Regions from separate parts of the Homo sapiens genome. Here region 2 is linked to region 1. A link is a loop called in an ENCODE intact Hi-C map of the cell type or tissue named here. Cell type or tissue: mammary epithelial cell. All regions are shown on one strand.

The links. Peaks named below come from ENCODE experiments on the same cell type or tissue, not always from the same donor. Only the 100,000 strongest peaks of a DNase experiment are listed, where the experiment ranks them.
Region 2: it touches region 1 in a loop (11-fold over the local background); 6 of 110 quality-filtered maps call a loop at or near these places.

Annotation. Positions count from the first base shown.
Region 1 is chr5:13,953,915-13,961,914 of GRCh38, reverse strand. It overlaps a transcript of DNAH5 not described here. Among named protein-coding and RNA genes, the nearest start is that of DNAH5, 13 kb to the right of the region's middle. In mammary epithelial cell, a CTCF peak has its summit at 4,661 (motif pointing right); a DNase peak (open chromatin) is centred at 4,644.
Region 2 is chr5:13,828,226-13,836,225 of GRCh38, reverse strand. DNAH5 (dynein axonemal heavy chain 5) reads left to right here. Exons shown (of 79, transcript NM_001369.3): 36 at 5,451-5,629; 37 at 6,013-6,200; 38 at 6,522-6,716. Among named protein-coding and RNA genes, the nearest start is that of DNAH5-AS1, 28 kb to the left of the region's middle. In mammary epithelial cell, a CTCF peak has its summit at 4,796 (motif pointing right); DNase peaks (open chromatin) are centred at 4,645 and 5,475; H3K27ac peaks cover 2,074 bases.

The sequences.
Region 1 (8,000 bases):
AACAAATAATAAAAGCGTTAGTGATTGAGTTCTATGTAGAGGAGTACCCAGATCAGGAGAGAGTATCAATCAAGGCAGGCTTCTCGAAGGAGGAAGCTTTGGGTCAGGTTGGGAGGGAGTTGAGCATCAAGGATTAGTAGGAGGAATGGGGGAGGCATCTCACCAAGGGGCTCATAATGCTGTGTAGTGAAGATGGGATCATTTTGTCCGTGGGCTTTGGACGAGTCACTTTACCATACCTTTCTTTCTTTCTTTTTCTTTTTCTTTTTTTCAGAAGGAGTCTTGCTCTGTCACCCGGGCTGGAGCGCAGTGATGTGATCTTGGCTCACTGCAACCTCTGCCTCCCGGGTTCAAGTGATTCTCCCGCCTCAGCTTCCTGAGTAGCTGGGATTACAGGTGCCCGCCACCACACCCAGCTGATTTTTGTATTTTTAATAGAGATGGGGTTTCACCATGTTGGCCAGGCTGGTCTTGAACTCCTAACCTCAGGCGATCTGCCCGCCTCAGCCTCCTAAAGTGCTGGGATTACAGGCGTGAGCCACCATGCCCGGCTCGCTTTACCTTTCCATCTCTGAGTTTCCTCATTTGGAAAATGGGAATAGGAACACTCACTTTTGTTAAAAATTACACATACTGGAAACGTACTTTGCCTTTCTCACTCTCAGTTTCCTCATCTGGAAAATGGGTATAGTAATACTCTCTTTTATTTTAAAAAGATGATTTTTATATTATTAAATATATACAGAAAAGAACTGGAAAGTGGTCAAGGGAGGGAGGTATAGAAAAACTTATTCAGCAAAGAAGCTTCTTCCTTACCTGCCTTTCCTGACTCAAAGAAATCTGCCCACAGCAGAACTGGGCCTGGGGAAACTCATTCCAATTTCTTTCCTCCCTTGGAGGTTGGGGAAAGAGTGGAGATTTCAGAGGCTTTCAGGATACTGAAGAAGGTAGGGGGAATGATAGGAAGCTATTGCAGCCTTTTCCAGTTCTTCTCTCTTCTTGTGGAACTAAGCCCAATCCCATCTCACAATACTCGATATCAAAAAGATGACCCCATGGAAGTGGGCACACGTGGGCACCTATGTGCTGAGCATGAGGCTGGTTGTGATGAGTAAGTGAGGCATGGTGCGTGTGGAGTAGCCACGGGGAGAGGGTGGGTGTGGGAGGAGGGATACTGAGGGACTCCCAGGGAGGTGAGCATGGAGCCGGGCTGTGCCTTGGCCAGGGGTTCCCCTATGCTGACGTAAGAAGAGAGGCACAGCCAAGTTGTGTGTGATGTTGGTTTAGACCAGAGGCCAGCGAATTTTTCTGTACAGGACCAGATAAATAAATATTACAGACTTTGCAGCTCTCAGTTGTAACTGCTCAAGTCTGCCATTGTAGCATGAACGCAGCCATGGGCAATACAGAAATGAATAAATACGTCTGTGTTCCAATCACATTTTGCTTACAAAAATAGACAATGGGCCAGTTTTTGCACATGAGCCATAGTTTGCCAACCCAGAGAGTTAGGAATTCTGAAAAAGGGATATTAGTTTCAATCATACCCCAGCAAGATGATGACGATGTGAGCCCATCAGTGCCTAGTGTTCACCCCTCCAGTGTTGGGGTTCACTCATCTGTGCACCTCCTCACATTCACTGTAACACAGTACGGTCCACCTCGTTTCTCCTCACCTTGCTTCTTGCATTTGCTCCACCAGAGTAACCTAACTCAACAATTTTTTTTAAATCTCCTGGGATTGAAAGAACTTTTGCAGCATGCTAAATCAAAAACTAAAGATTTGGATTTTTTTTTTTTTTTGAAGATAAAAGCGTTCCCCTCATGCCGTAGGGAAGCAGAACACTCCTTTTCTATTCTTGTCTTTGCATTTTGACTGTAGCTGGGAGTGAGTCCAGTTCTGGGGGTGTTTTTCCTGGACTCAGTCATGAGGAATCTTTTTTTTTGAGATGGAGTTTAGCTCTTGTTGCCCAGGCTGGAGTGCAATGGCGCAATCTCGGCTCACTGCAACCTCCACCCTCCCGGGTTCAAGAGAATCTCCTGCCTCAGCCTCCCGAGTGGCTGGGATCACAGGCATGTGTCACCACGCCTGGCTAATTTTGTATTTTTAGTAGAGACGGGGTTTCACCATGTTGGTCAGGCTGGTCTCAAATTCCTGACCTCAGGTGATCTGCCTGCCTCAGCCTTCCAAAGTGCTGGGATTACAGGTGTGAGCCACCACACCCAGCTGAGGAATCTTGATAGAACTCACACAGAATTCCAGGGAGAGGACTTGGGGTAAGGAATGAAGAGGGAGACCCACGGGGGTAAAACCACCTCCAGGTCCCACCTTTTCTCTGCCTTGGTGGCCCCAATCCTTTTCTCAAGGACCCCACTGTCCTGGGCGCTGGGCTGGTCCGAAAAGGGACCTGCACTCATGGCATGAAGATGTGAAGCCTGGTTCTGACTTGGGGCTGGTTTGGCCAAGTTGGCCTGATGAGGGGCACCTCTCCCCAACCTTCACCACCTGGCATTCTCGAAGACAGAGAGAATCCACACTTGTCTGCCTCTTCCCTCTCTATCAGTCTTCTTGAGTCTTCAGTGGGATTCATTATATTCAAAATGGCCTGTATCTGCAGTTTGGAGTTCTGCGAGGACTCAACTCTTTCTAAAATTAAAAGCCATTGAGAACCAGGCACAGAGGCTCATGCCTATAATCCCAGCATTTTGGGAGGCTGAGGCGGGCTGACCACTGGAGGTTAGGAGTTTGAGACCAGCCTGACCAACATGGTGAAACCCCGTCTCTAATAAAAATACAAACATTAGCTGGGCGTGGTGGCACATGCCTGTAATTCTAGCTGAGGCAGGAGAATTGCTTGAACCTGAGAGGCGGAGGTTGCAGTGAGCCAAGATCGCACCACTGCACTCCAGCCTGGGTGACAGATGGAGACTCCATCTCAACAACAACAACAACAACAAAAAGGCTGTTGAGAAACATAAAATTCCTTCATGATTAATTTCTGACATAACATTGTAGGAGCTTGTGATTTGTGTGACTTCTCTTTAAAATGCATTAAGGTTTTGTGTGTTCTAATGATTAATTTTGTTAACTATCTATGGCACTGTAAGATAATAATTTGGGGGAGATTTTAAGGTTTAGTATATTCCTGTTAAAACATTCTATTAGAACATCCTTTAACTATCGTTTTTGTTAATGTTACCTGTAGTTCTAACAGATTTTGCTTATTTTATTTTAGTACTGGTTTTTGGCACATAGCTACTATATATTCATAGTTAATTTTACTTTTTACGAAAATAAAATGGCTGTCTTGGTCCAAATCTTTAATGCCTTTGTCTTTAATTCTACTCTATGTAAGAGTAATATTGAGGCACCTATTCCTTTTTCTGGATGTGTGCTGTTATCTTTATCCAGTCTTAAAAATAAAATCAATGGAAAGAAAATTATCAGAAGAAAAATAGGAAGGGACATGAACAGGCAATTTACAAAAATAAAAACAAAACAAAACACAAATACCCAGTAAATAATTTTAACATGTTCAGCTTCACTTGTCAAAGATTTGCAAATTAAACTTGCAAGAAGATAACAGCAACTTACCATTTCTCATCTACCATATTTGTAAAGATGAACAAAATTACATTAAATTTCTCATGGAAATCAAAGAGTATAATTTTGGAGAGATGAATTTTATAATAATTTATTGAAATTAATAAATAGAGATTTATACCAAGGATTTGTATGCAGGGATATCCATTATACTGTTATTTATAATAGTGAAAAATTGGAACCAATCTAAAAGTAAAAAAAAAATTGGCTAAATAAATCAAGGCCTATGTAATTGATATGCTATGCAATCGTTAGATCATATTTTGAAGAATATTCAATAATATGAGAATGTGTACATGATACATTTTAAACTAAAAATAAAGGTATATATACATATATACATATACATGTGTGTATTTTATTTTTAAGAAAACGGGAGCTAGAATATTTATTGCTCATGGAGTAGAAGAATATATGTTAATAGTGTTCATATTATGGTGATTTTTTCTATTTTCCAATCAATTTTTATTATTTTCATAATAATAAAGTATATTTAAAAATACAGGTATTGGAATTACTTAAAAGCAGTTAATGATCTTAAAGAAAAGATGATGTTACATTTTAAATGAGAGGAAATGATCAAAATCAACTCAAAGAGTTCACTATGTAACTATCAATATTGGGATTACTATATGGATATATTTACATATTTTCCTCTTTAAAGATTGAGATAAAAGTTTTTGCCTCTTCAATGTACCATCTTCCACACAGTAAGATATATTTTATTATTTATAATTATTTTATTATTTAACTTGGGCCATATGATATAGATAGAGAAAATGTCTAAATTGGAAATTTTTGAAAGGGAAATCATCAGAACATAAAGACAAGTTTCTTGTGGGTTAGAATTGAAAAAGAGAAGACTGGCTTCTCTTTCATTAAAGCATTCAGTAACTTTCCCACTGTTCTGTCTTCTTTGTAAATATGAGACAATAAGTGTAAATAATTGATAACCTTTGATGTACTCATGAGACATGGGTCTGTTTTGTATTTCCTTAGCTCTTCAAGCTAATGGTTAATGGGTGAGTTATACTTTCAGCCACTGGATGGCAGCTAACCTCCACTAGTAGTCAGCTGTTTCCAGAGTCTCTCCTTCTGTAGTGTAGACTGTGCTTTGTTTAGCATATTGTGCTTGAAGGGAGAAAAGAATTCAACATGCAGTATCTCTGGATTAATCTCATTTTATTAACCTCTGAACATAAGGTTTTATAGGGCATGAGATTGAAATGCTGTAAATCTTGTAACCAGAATCTGAGGATTTCTTCTTAAAAAGAAAAAAGCTAGATAAACCTGTCTGTTGATTGAGGTACAGTGTTGTTTTCATGGACTGTAGATCCATTACTAATAGTAGAACTTTGCCAATTTGACATCCCTGCACTACAAATAAAATTGCAACAACAATTCTCTGTAAGGAAAATATTTGTGAACCTTAGCTGAGCCATGGTAAGTTGATGCTCAGTATACTGAAATTCACTTTTATGAATAATTCAGTTCATGAAATTTCAGTGTGCAATTCTATCCCATTTGATAATCACTCAATAAAATGATAATAAAAAAGAGCACCTGCTATGCAGGAAAAAATGTGGCAGTTGAATCATGCTGTAAACCTCACACTTCGGTCTCTGCTAATAGAGGAACGTAGAAGTGCAGGATAAGCAGTTTCTCTCTTCTGTCTAACTAGGGGCACGCATGGGCAGAGTGACACTCAAAGGAGGGGCTGGGATTTGCCTTTTACACTTACTTATGAGTTCTTTTACTGCATATCCTCAAATAACTCACTATCTATAGCAACAAGTTAACAAAGATAAAAGACAATAACAAAAATGAGAACAACAATGGCATGAAAAAGGACACCTTCAAGGGGATAAAAACAGAATAGAGGTATTACTTAATGAGAGAAAATAGTTTTGGTTGATGACTATACACAGTATAGATGATGTTTAAAAATTACCATTCAACATATATTTAATGAGCACCTGTTATATGGCAGATATTGTGCTAGTCACAGTATTCATAGTCTTTATTTTAAAAAATATCCCAGCATAAAGTTTATTTCTAAAATGTAATTATTATTTAGTATGAAAATGATTAGATTCAAGGAATGAGCTGTAGAATTTCAGAGAAGGGAATCATAAGATTCGGGAAGAATGCTATAGAGGAAGGGCCATGGGAACAGATTCTTGACACGTGAATGGGACAGTGACCAGCAGAGATGGAATGAAGTGTGTGTCAGACCCTATGAAAGTGCATTTAGGGAAGAGCATGTACCACCCCACTGGTGAGCGTGGACAGCGGTGGTGGTTTGCAGGGAAGGTAGGAGATTCTTGTTCTGTTTTTCTTCATTGTTGCACGCTCTTGGCAAGGACTTTCCCTCCCCTCATGTCTTGCTTTTCTCCTGTATATTAGAGTAAAATTTAATATTGAAATAAGAGTTTTGAACTGATTTTAAAAAGGTTTAATCTCTACCAGAGTTAAATAGAACTAATTAGGGAAATATAAACTCTAATTAGATTGTTTACTATTTTGAAAACCTTCCGTAGGACAAACTTTTGTGATTTAAAATGTTTTCCATTTTATTAATTTTCTTTTTTTTCTTAAAGAGAAAAAAGTAATTCCCAAATGAGGATAACAGTTTGGAGAAAAATTGCCTTCAGCCTTAGTTCTTTTAGTCATATTTGCCTCACATTTTCTCCTAGGAGACTGCTGTTTTCAACTTTGTGTATTTCCTGGATTAAAAAAGCAATAGATTTTCTCTTACTGCTCTACATCACTCAGTGAATTAACCCCTCCAATTTTTGTTTCTTTACATTTGTTATTATTATGTAATGAGCTGGACACACCCTGTTTTCTTCCATTCTTTGTTTGGCAGTGAAACCCACTGAGGATGCTGAGTTCTCTTGGTGTATTAGTCTGTTTTCACATTGCTATAAAGACATACCTGAGACTGGGTAATTCATGAAGAAAAGAGGTTTAATTGATTCATGTTTCCACAGGCTTAACAGGAAGCACGGTTGGGGAGGCCTCAGGAAACTTACAATCATGGCAGAAGGCAAAGAGGAAGCAAGCACATCTCACCGTGGTGGCAGGAGAGAGAGAGAGTGAGGGGGGAAGTGCCACACACTTTTAAACAACCAGTTCTTGTGAGACCTCAATCGCGAGACAGCAGTTGGGGGACGGTGCTAAACCATTAGAAATTATCCCATGAGCCAGTCACCTCCCACCAGCCTCCACCTTCAATACGTGGGGATTACAGTTCCACATGAGATTTGGGTGGGGACAGAGAGCCAAACCATATCAGTCTGCCTTTGACTTCGCGTTGATTGTGTGGTCCTAAGTTGTTTCAAAATGAAGCACAGAATGGCAAGAAAATTGGTGATGAGTGAGAGTGAACGTGTGAGAACTGGCTGAGATGATTTTCCTTTAGGCTTCAGGGTCAGAAAGAAGGGAGATAGAAAGCAGCCAGGGAGGTTAAAAGAGAAAGAGTCAGAGATGTCCCAATGTGGAAGGCAGAACAGGCCTCACTCAAAAAGTAGCAGCGAGATCAACGCTGGGGCAGTTTAATGGGCAACGGGGAAACACTGCCTTCCTTCTGGAATTTTCTGTTGGAACAGATTCGAGTGTTAACCCTCTACTTTGGGAAAGGGGGAGGAAGAAAGTGGAGAAGCAGAGAGAAATGACTTTCCCTGGCCTGCTCTCGCTCACTTTCGGAACACCTCTCTCAGGAACATGTTTTCCTTTATTTTCTTCTATTACAAAAGGAAGAGCTTGCAGACTTTATTTAAGCTTTTACATTTTTCCTTCTAATTTTTAGACATGCAATTGCTCCTCCTTCACTAAAGTGATTTAGACCAACTTCAAAACTGAGTTTTATGAAAAGTTCTTTCCTTATCCTGTAAACCTTATTGCATATAAAAGGGTATATTTTCCACGTGTCGACTCATGAGCTTGGTATAGCACCCTGGATTCCTGCAACCTTCATAAGGTCTTATAATTTAGTACTTTATTATTTCACTTAGTTAGTTTTATCTCCTTTAATGGATTATAAGCTCTTTCTGGGAAGGAAGTGTTTTATAGTTGAATAACATCGTGCAGGGTATATCAGGGAAGCTTAATAAATATGTTTTGATTGCCTTTGGTGAGATGAATGAGTACACTAAAGTATTTTCTTAAAATATGTAACATTTCCTCTTAAATCACACCTAAAATATGGACTTACTTTTCTTACCATGTAGAAAAAATATTTTACCACCAGGTTTGACCTTTAGGGTCTTTACTGTCTTTTGTTTCTATTAAAACAGGAACTGGCCGGGCGTGGCAGCTCATACCTGTAATCCCAGCACTTTGGGAGGCCGAGGTGGGTGGATCACATGAGGTCAGGAGTTCAAGACCAGCCTGA
Region 2 (8,000 bases), 130 kb after region 1:
TTAGCGTGTTTGATCAGCCTCACAAAAGTGCCCTCCTGCTGTTGTCTTCATTTTAGCAAGTTGGCCATTCCATTTTATCAGAATGCTGGGGGGAAGTGTGATAGTAAGTATAATGGCCCCCAAAAGATGTCCATGTCCGAACCCCTGAAGCCTGTGAATACATCACCTCCAAATGGGCAATCCAACACTCCCTGGAGTAACCCTGAAGCCCTTCCTTCTCTCTCACCTCATTTTCCAATAATCTACCTTCAATTTGGTCAGCAGTGCTTTCAGGTTCCTTCTAGAATGTGACCATTTTCACCCCTTTGCCTTACTGGTATGGCTCCGATGACTGGAGGAACAGCAGGGTCCTTTGCCTTGTGCCGATTAGATAAACGCTACGGACACACATGGAGTCGTTTCATGGGGTGGAAAGTTAAATAGGCAAGAAAGAAGGAAAAAGCTCCCCAGTACAGAGACAGAGGGAGGGGTGCTCCGAGCAGAGAGAGAAAAACCACGTAAACAGGGGAAAACAGTAGGTTATATTAGGAGGCTGGAGGAGGCGGTGTCTGATTTGCATAGGGCTTAGGGTTTTGGTTTGACCAGGTGTGTCATTCATGTAGCCCTCGAAAAAACTGGCCCTCCAACCCCAGCCTTTTAATATGTAAATGCAGATCGCAATGATGTCCTGCACACATGGAGTTATCTGGAGGCAGCCATGATGCTTGGCGCACGTGGTGACAAGGAGAAGAGGGTGGGAATTGCCCTGTTGGATGGACCCAGTTTCTAATCACCAGCATTTGCATATCAAAGCTTGCCGGCCTGGCTCTTTAAGCTGCTTTTCTGTTAGAAAAGAAATGTTTCGGGAGCTACTTTTATTAAAAGAAACAAACCTTACCGAGGACTCCTTTTACCCTCTCTATCTGCCTACAGTTATTTCTATATCATTACTACTATTTTTTTTTTTTGAGAAGAAGTCTCACTCTGTCGCCCAGGCTGGATCACAGTGGTGCGATCTCCGCTCACCGCAACCTCCCAGGTTCAAGTGATTCTCCTGCCTCAGCCTCCTGAGTAGCTGGGACTACAGGTGCGTGCCATCATGCCTGGATAATTTTTGTATTTTTAGTAGATGCGGGGTTTCACCGTGTTGGCCAGGGTGTTCTTGAACTCTTGACCTCAGGTGATCTGCCCTCCTCAGCCTCCCAAAGTGCTGGGATTATAGGAATCATTACTACTCTTATCCTGACCTGCATCCTTCTGACAATGTTTTAACTGGCTTCCCTGCCTCTGTCGTTGTCCTCGTACAGTCTGTTCTCAGTTCAGACACCAGAATGTAAGTCAGATCCTTTGCCCCAAAACTTCTCCCATGGTTCCTTCTCATGCAAAGTAAAAGCCAACGTCCTCACGTGGGCCTGTGAGGCCTGGTACAATCTGGCCTCTGCTACTTCTCTGTTTCTCTATCCTCATTCAGCTCAGGCCACCTGCTCCTTGCACAGCTGTGGCGCAGCCCTGCCACAGGGCCCTTGCCCTCATTATACACTTGGCCTGGCACCCTCTTCCTTCAATAGTGGCATAGCTTGCTTCCTTCTTCCTTTAGTCCCCTGCTAGAGAGTCACCTCAGAGGGTCTCCCGACCTCCCGCAATCTCCAAATCTCATAACCCTCTTATCCTTGGTGCGTGGGCTTCATGTGATTTGTTTGCTAGAATTGTTCTGTCACATAACAGATGCTAAATAAATAGTTCTTGAATAAATGAAAGAAGTGATTATTTCCAAAATTGCATCTTAATGGTGAAAAATTTACATGGTACAGAAGAACATGAAGTAGCATGTGTGGGAGGGAAAACTTTTCTATTTTTAAAAATGATCAACAGTTTATTTTCTATCCCTCTGAAAACTGTGGATGCTTAGACATTAAAATCCTTTTTCAGTTTCACATATAGGTATCATAGTTTACAGTCTTTTCTGCAATTTGATTCTTCCACTGTGTTCATTGTCTTGTATTTTTTTTATATTAAAAAACTGAGAACTTTAAAAGCAAAATAAGTATTTTCAAGTATGTAAGTAAAGGGATTCTGAAGTTTGTCTGTTTACCCTAAATGCCCATTTGTTTATTTTTCTTTAACCAACTTGATTATGTGGGAAGTGAGTTATTAATTTTCGATAGTAACTGAGATTCCACTGCAAGATTTGCTTCCCTTTTGCAAGAGAAAACTCCTCATTGAAATTAGTACTTTTAAAAAGTCAAATGCTGGAGGCACTGACATGTTGTCAGCCCTTCACTGACTGACCTGTGAATTTAACAGCTGGGGCAGCTCCCTGGATTCTGGGAAGCTCAATGCCATGTGGACAGAGTTGCAGACATTTCAGATGATAAAATAGCTATTATAATATGATAACATACAGCACTTTTCTCCAAAACTCGTAGTGTTTTTAATGAAGACTAGAATTGTCCTGACTACTGCTGTCACTTAAGCAGAAGGCAGAAGAAATTGAGGGCTGATGGAGGCATCTTATCTGCTTGATAAGAAATGTAGACAGGACTTGTACCTTTCTCTGACATTCCCACAGCTTCTGTGAGTGTTGCCTGAGTGCTGACTGCTCAGCTCTGCCCCTAGCAGCTGTGTAGTGTTGGACAAGACACCTAACCTCCCTCATTCCCTTGTTTGGGAATCATTGTGTGGACTAGAGGCAACGTAAGTACCCAGCACAGGGCGTGACACAGCAAATGTTTGTTATTATTATTATTATTCTTGCTATCACTGTTGCTTGTCAAAATTGCTGATAACACTTTTTTTTTTTTTTTGGGAAGGAGTCTCACTCACTCTGTTGCCCAGGCTGGAGTGCAGTGGCGTGATCTCGGCTCACTGCAACCTCTGCCTCCCAGGTTCAAGTGGTTCTCCTGCCTCAGCCTCCTGAGTAGCTTGGATTACAGGCGTGTGCCGCCACATCCAGCTAATTTTTGTATTTTTAGTAGAGATGGAATTTTGCCATATTGGCCAGGCTGGTCTTGAACTCCTGACCTCGTGATCCATCCGCCTCGGCCTCCCAAAGTGCTGAGATTACAGGCATGAGCCACTGTGCTTGGCCTATGTTAACACATTCTTTTTTTTTTTTGGATAACACATTCTTTAGCAACCTTGTCTTTGGTTTCTCCTTAAACATGCCCTATAATCAAAGAGTCTGTAACTAAACCAAGTTCTCAAGGAAGAAATGTACTCTGCTGATGCACGTACCATTGTTTCTTAGGAAACTTTTCAGCAGTTTAGAACCAATAGGAGTTGAAACCATTTCTGGTTTACCTGTGACAAAATGCACTGACAGTGCTATGAATAGTTACGATGAATGCTGGTGATAGATTTGGTTAGTTCGAGTGCTAATGAGCCCTGGGGTCATGGGGTTGGTTGCTTTTCATTTGGCATCAGGGTCACATTCTGCATCTCTAATTCCTGTAGCTGTTGGGACAGGAGGGACCAGATAAGAATGAATGACTGGATCAGCGCAAGCCATTTATTCAACCAATGTTCATATAGTACAAGGTGCCAGGGGTTAGGCAAGTAGTTGAGGGTACAAGTGTGAACCAAACCTAGCTCCTGACCGCAGAGAGTTTATAGCAGTTTAACTGAAGGTTAGAAAACTAAAATGGAGTTGACCACAGGCAACTAAAACACATAAAGTTCAAACCCTGTTCATGAATGGAAACGGTTTTGAAAATAGCCAATAGATAGACTAGAAAGGAAAGCAGAGAAGGGAGGCAAGAAGGGAGATACACTCACATGTAGAATTCTCTAGACACACAGGGAGATGCTGTGACAGATCCATGCTTGTCACCGAAAGGCAGTTTGGGCACCAGTGTAGCAGTGGGTCTGAAGCCCCACCTAGCTGAGCCAGGGAGAAGTCTCCAGGCATGCCCACCTGCTTTTCATGTAAATAGGATTGATCTGTTTGAAGCAACTTGCTACTTGTTCAGTTTAAATATAAACCCAGTGATCTCAGTTGTAACGAGGGTCTGCATAACACAGCAGCCGAGTGATCAGAGTTGATGGAGATGTATTCCCTTTTTTGTGTTTGGTATTTTATTTAATCTTTTTTTTTCAGTTTTTAATTTTTAAGTTCAGGGGTACATGTGCGGGTTTGTTACATAGGTAAACTTGTGTCATAGAGGTTTGTTATATAGATTATTTCATTGCCCAGGTATCAAGCCTAGTGCCCATTAGTTATTTTTCTTTCCCGGATAGAGTGGGCTTGTCCCAGAGCTGGAAAGTGAGAAGACTTGGCTTGTCTCAGCTGTCCTGCCGCAGTCCTGAGAAAAGTCACTCAATCTCTGTGGCCTTTTTCCTTATCTCTGTACAGTGGGGGAAAGGAACAGTAGCTTCCTTCCAGGGTTCTCTGGGGATGAAACGAGATGATGCATGTGGAGCACACTGTGGTGTCTGTTGTTGTTACAGACTCTGCTTTGGAAGGGATGGCAAAAATGCAACAGGAGAAATAATACCTTGGGTTAAAAGGCAGAGTCAAAGTGAGAGCAGGCATTCTCCTGATTTCATGACCAGATCTTTTCCTCTGTATCCAGACTCTGCATACATTAAGGGCTGAGTCATTTACTTGCCTTTATAGCACTCGTTTCCAGTAACATTGAGAACCTGGAACCACCCCCAGCTGGTGCACTCAGTGTTCATTTCCACTGCTCAGGCTGGATAGTCACTTCATTTCCTTGGAAGTCTTTTTCAAGTCCGGATGAATGCTTTATAGTTTGGCCATAAGAAAACCCTACACGGCACCACTTTATAATTTGTCTCCTTTGGTAACACCAGGTGGTGCTGGCAAACAAGTAATTGATCTGCAAGTTATCAGGTGAAAAATTTTCCTTTGCAGGCATTCTTGTATTCTCTCACCAAATCTTTTATTTGTTAATCTCATATAGTAAGATGCAATTGAAAGCATGTGCAAGGTTAGTAGATACTCACAGAAATAGATTCAAGGTGTGATTATTTAGCAGTGTGTGTTTTAAATCCCAACTACATCAAATGGCCAACTCTTAGATTCAAAAGGGGATTAATCTATTTGAAAGGATCCCGATCTGTTTCACAGAATATATACATTTTAGATGGGGGTAGATTTCTGCGAAAATGTTGCCAAATACATTTTGGAAATGCAATGTATTATTTTTATACCTGGAGATTCTCTCTGCATATTATGATAAGAAAGCCTGAAAAATTCAGCAGTAAAGAAACCTGTTTAACCTTTTAAGGAGTTTTTAAACTTAGTTGATCATAGACTACCCCCTCCTTTTCCTCAACATATGTTAACATTGATAAGGATAAGTGTGTTTTAGGATGTTGTATTCGAAATGTTAGGTAGGGACAATGGCCTTTTGTTTTTTAATCTTGTGTGCGTTTCATGCCACTGTGATGTCTCAGAAGTATTTCCAGGTGACTGAGGGCTGGTTCTAGTGATGTTTCTACCCATGCAGATGTTACATCACGCTGGCTCAAGCTCTGGGAATGAGCATGGGGGGAGCCCCTGCTGGACCTGCAGGCACAGGCAAAACAGAAACCACTAAAGACATGGGACGATGCCTCGGGAAATACGTCGTGGTTTTCAATTGTTCAGACCAGATGGATTTCCGAGGACTTGGACGGATTTTTAAGGGTATGGGTTATATTTTTTAATCTGGTGAGAAATTGCAGCCAAGGTGGAATATTTTGCTAAAATTTGTTTTCAACAATTGGCCACATTTTAGAATCATTTTCAACTTTGTAAAATTTTTTGGAAAATCTTCAATCTTGCCAGGTTGTGTGGACCAAATGTTACTTCCTCCTGACTTTTTTTTGATATTCCTTTATCTTGGGTGTTTACAGGTGAAGTGCCAAATTGTAAGCTGTTTTGGGTCACTTGATGCATAGATCTATTTGTTGCACTTTACTTTTGAATGAACTTACATCTGGCTCATTTTAGCAGCTACATAATATCCTTTTTCTTGGTTTTCTAAAATTATATACTAATTGGATTTTTCATTTAATTTCCTTTCGAAGGACTGGCACAGTCTGGATCCTGGGGTTGTTTTGATGAATTTAACCGTATTGATCTACCAGTTCTCTCGGTTGCAGCCCAGCAAATTTCCATTATTCTGACATGTAAAAAGGAGCACAAAAAGTCTTTTATCTTTACTGATGGAGATAATGTGACTATGAACCCTGAATTTGGGCTTTTCTTAACCATGGTAAGGAGCTGCTAGAAAAGCTACTGAATTTCAGCCTTCTTATCACAATTTTCATGCATCTCCCTGGTCATATGTCATCTGTTTTCCTGAATGGAAATTGGGATTGTAACTTTACCTCCTTTTGAAAACCTTTTGGTGTTAAGCAAAGATCATATGAATAGCTCATGACTTAGCCTGTCCAGGTAAAACGAGATTGAGATACGTAAATGAGTTCCCTGGTTGTCATTCCAGATTTGTTGTGTGTACATAATGAATCTTTTAATATGATGCTGATGTGTGCTTGATTGCATCATTCATCCTTGGGCTTTATTTTCTGTTTAGAATCCTGGCTATGCCGGACGGCAGGAACTCCCTGAAAACTTGAAGATTAATTTCCGCTCAGTGGCCATGATGGTGCCTGACCGTCAGATTATCATAAGGGTGAAGTTGGCTAGTTGTGGCTTCATTGACAACGTTGTTTTGGCCAGGAAGTTTTTCACGCTCTACAAACTGTGTGAGGAGCAGCTTTCTAAGCAGGTGTGTCATCCTGGAGGTCTTATGCACTTAGGCATGTTTCATTTTTCTATTCAGCAGAATGTTCTCATTTTGAGAAATTCTAGACTGGGCTTGTTGACAAAGGATTTTATTGACACTGAGTAGAAAGGTGTATTACTACAAAAATAATTTTATATGCATAGTTTTTTAAGAAGTACATTTAAATAAATTAATATTTACAGCATAGAAATGAAGTGAATATTATCTGCACTGGTTTAAGAGCCAAAGACTTATGGATATTAACATTGGCTGTTTATACCACTTATAGATTCATTGTTATATGTGTTATGTATTTTCATGATTTGTAGGAACCTCCCAATGATTTATTCTTCTTCATTCTAAGCTCACTTGAGTATTTGACCAAGGTTTACTAACTGTCTTGTTTATATGTTGCAGCCTTCTTGCTAGTTTCCTCGATTGTTTAGGGTACCAGGTTCAGGCATCATGAGGTTTCATAGTTAAAAGTCATGGAATTAAACATATAGTTCTGCATTAGTTATCTATTGCTGCATAATAGTCATCTAACAATCATACCACAAACTTTGTGTCTTGTAACAACGTACATTTATTACTACATGGTGTCTGTGGGTCAGGAGTTAGCTGAAATGAGTCCTGTGGTTTGTGTCTAACAAGGCTACAATCAAAGTATTGGCTGGGGCTGTGGTTTCATCTGATGCTCGAATGGGGACAATCTACTTCTGAGCTCACTCAGGTTGTTAGCAGAATTCTGTTAGTTGAGGGTGTAAGACTGAGGGCTTCGATTTCTTGCTGGCTATTTTCTGGAGGCCACCTTTAGTTCCTACAGGCTGTGCATAGTTCCTTGCTATATGGGTTTCCCCAACATGACCACTTACTTTCTCAAAGTCAGCAAGGAAAGTGGTTTCAGCAAAACGAGTGCTACAGTCTAATCTAATGTGACCACATAATCACACACACATAATCACATACAACCTGTTGTCTCTGCTGTATTCTATTAGTTAGAAGAAGCAAATCACAGGTCCTGCCTACTCTCAAGGTGATATCATATAAGGACATGACCACCAGGAGGTGGGCATCATGCCACAATTTTTTAGTACATATCAGTAAAAATTACTAGAAATATATGCTAAATAATGACACAGTGCAATAAACATGAGACTATAACATGAATAACACTTCCTAACATATATAATCTTTGTTCCATCTTATCACTTAGGCTTTAATTTCAAACTTCTTTGAATCTTTATTACTTTTTATACCCACAGGTTCAACCTAATTACATTCCTA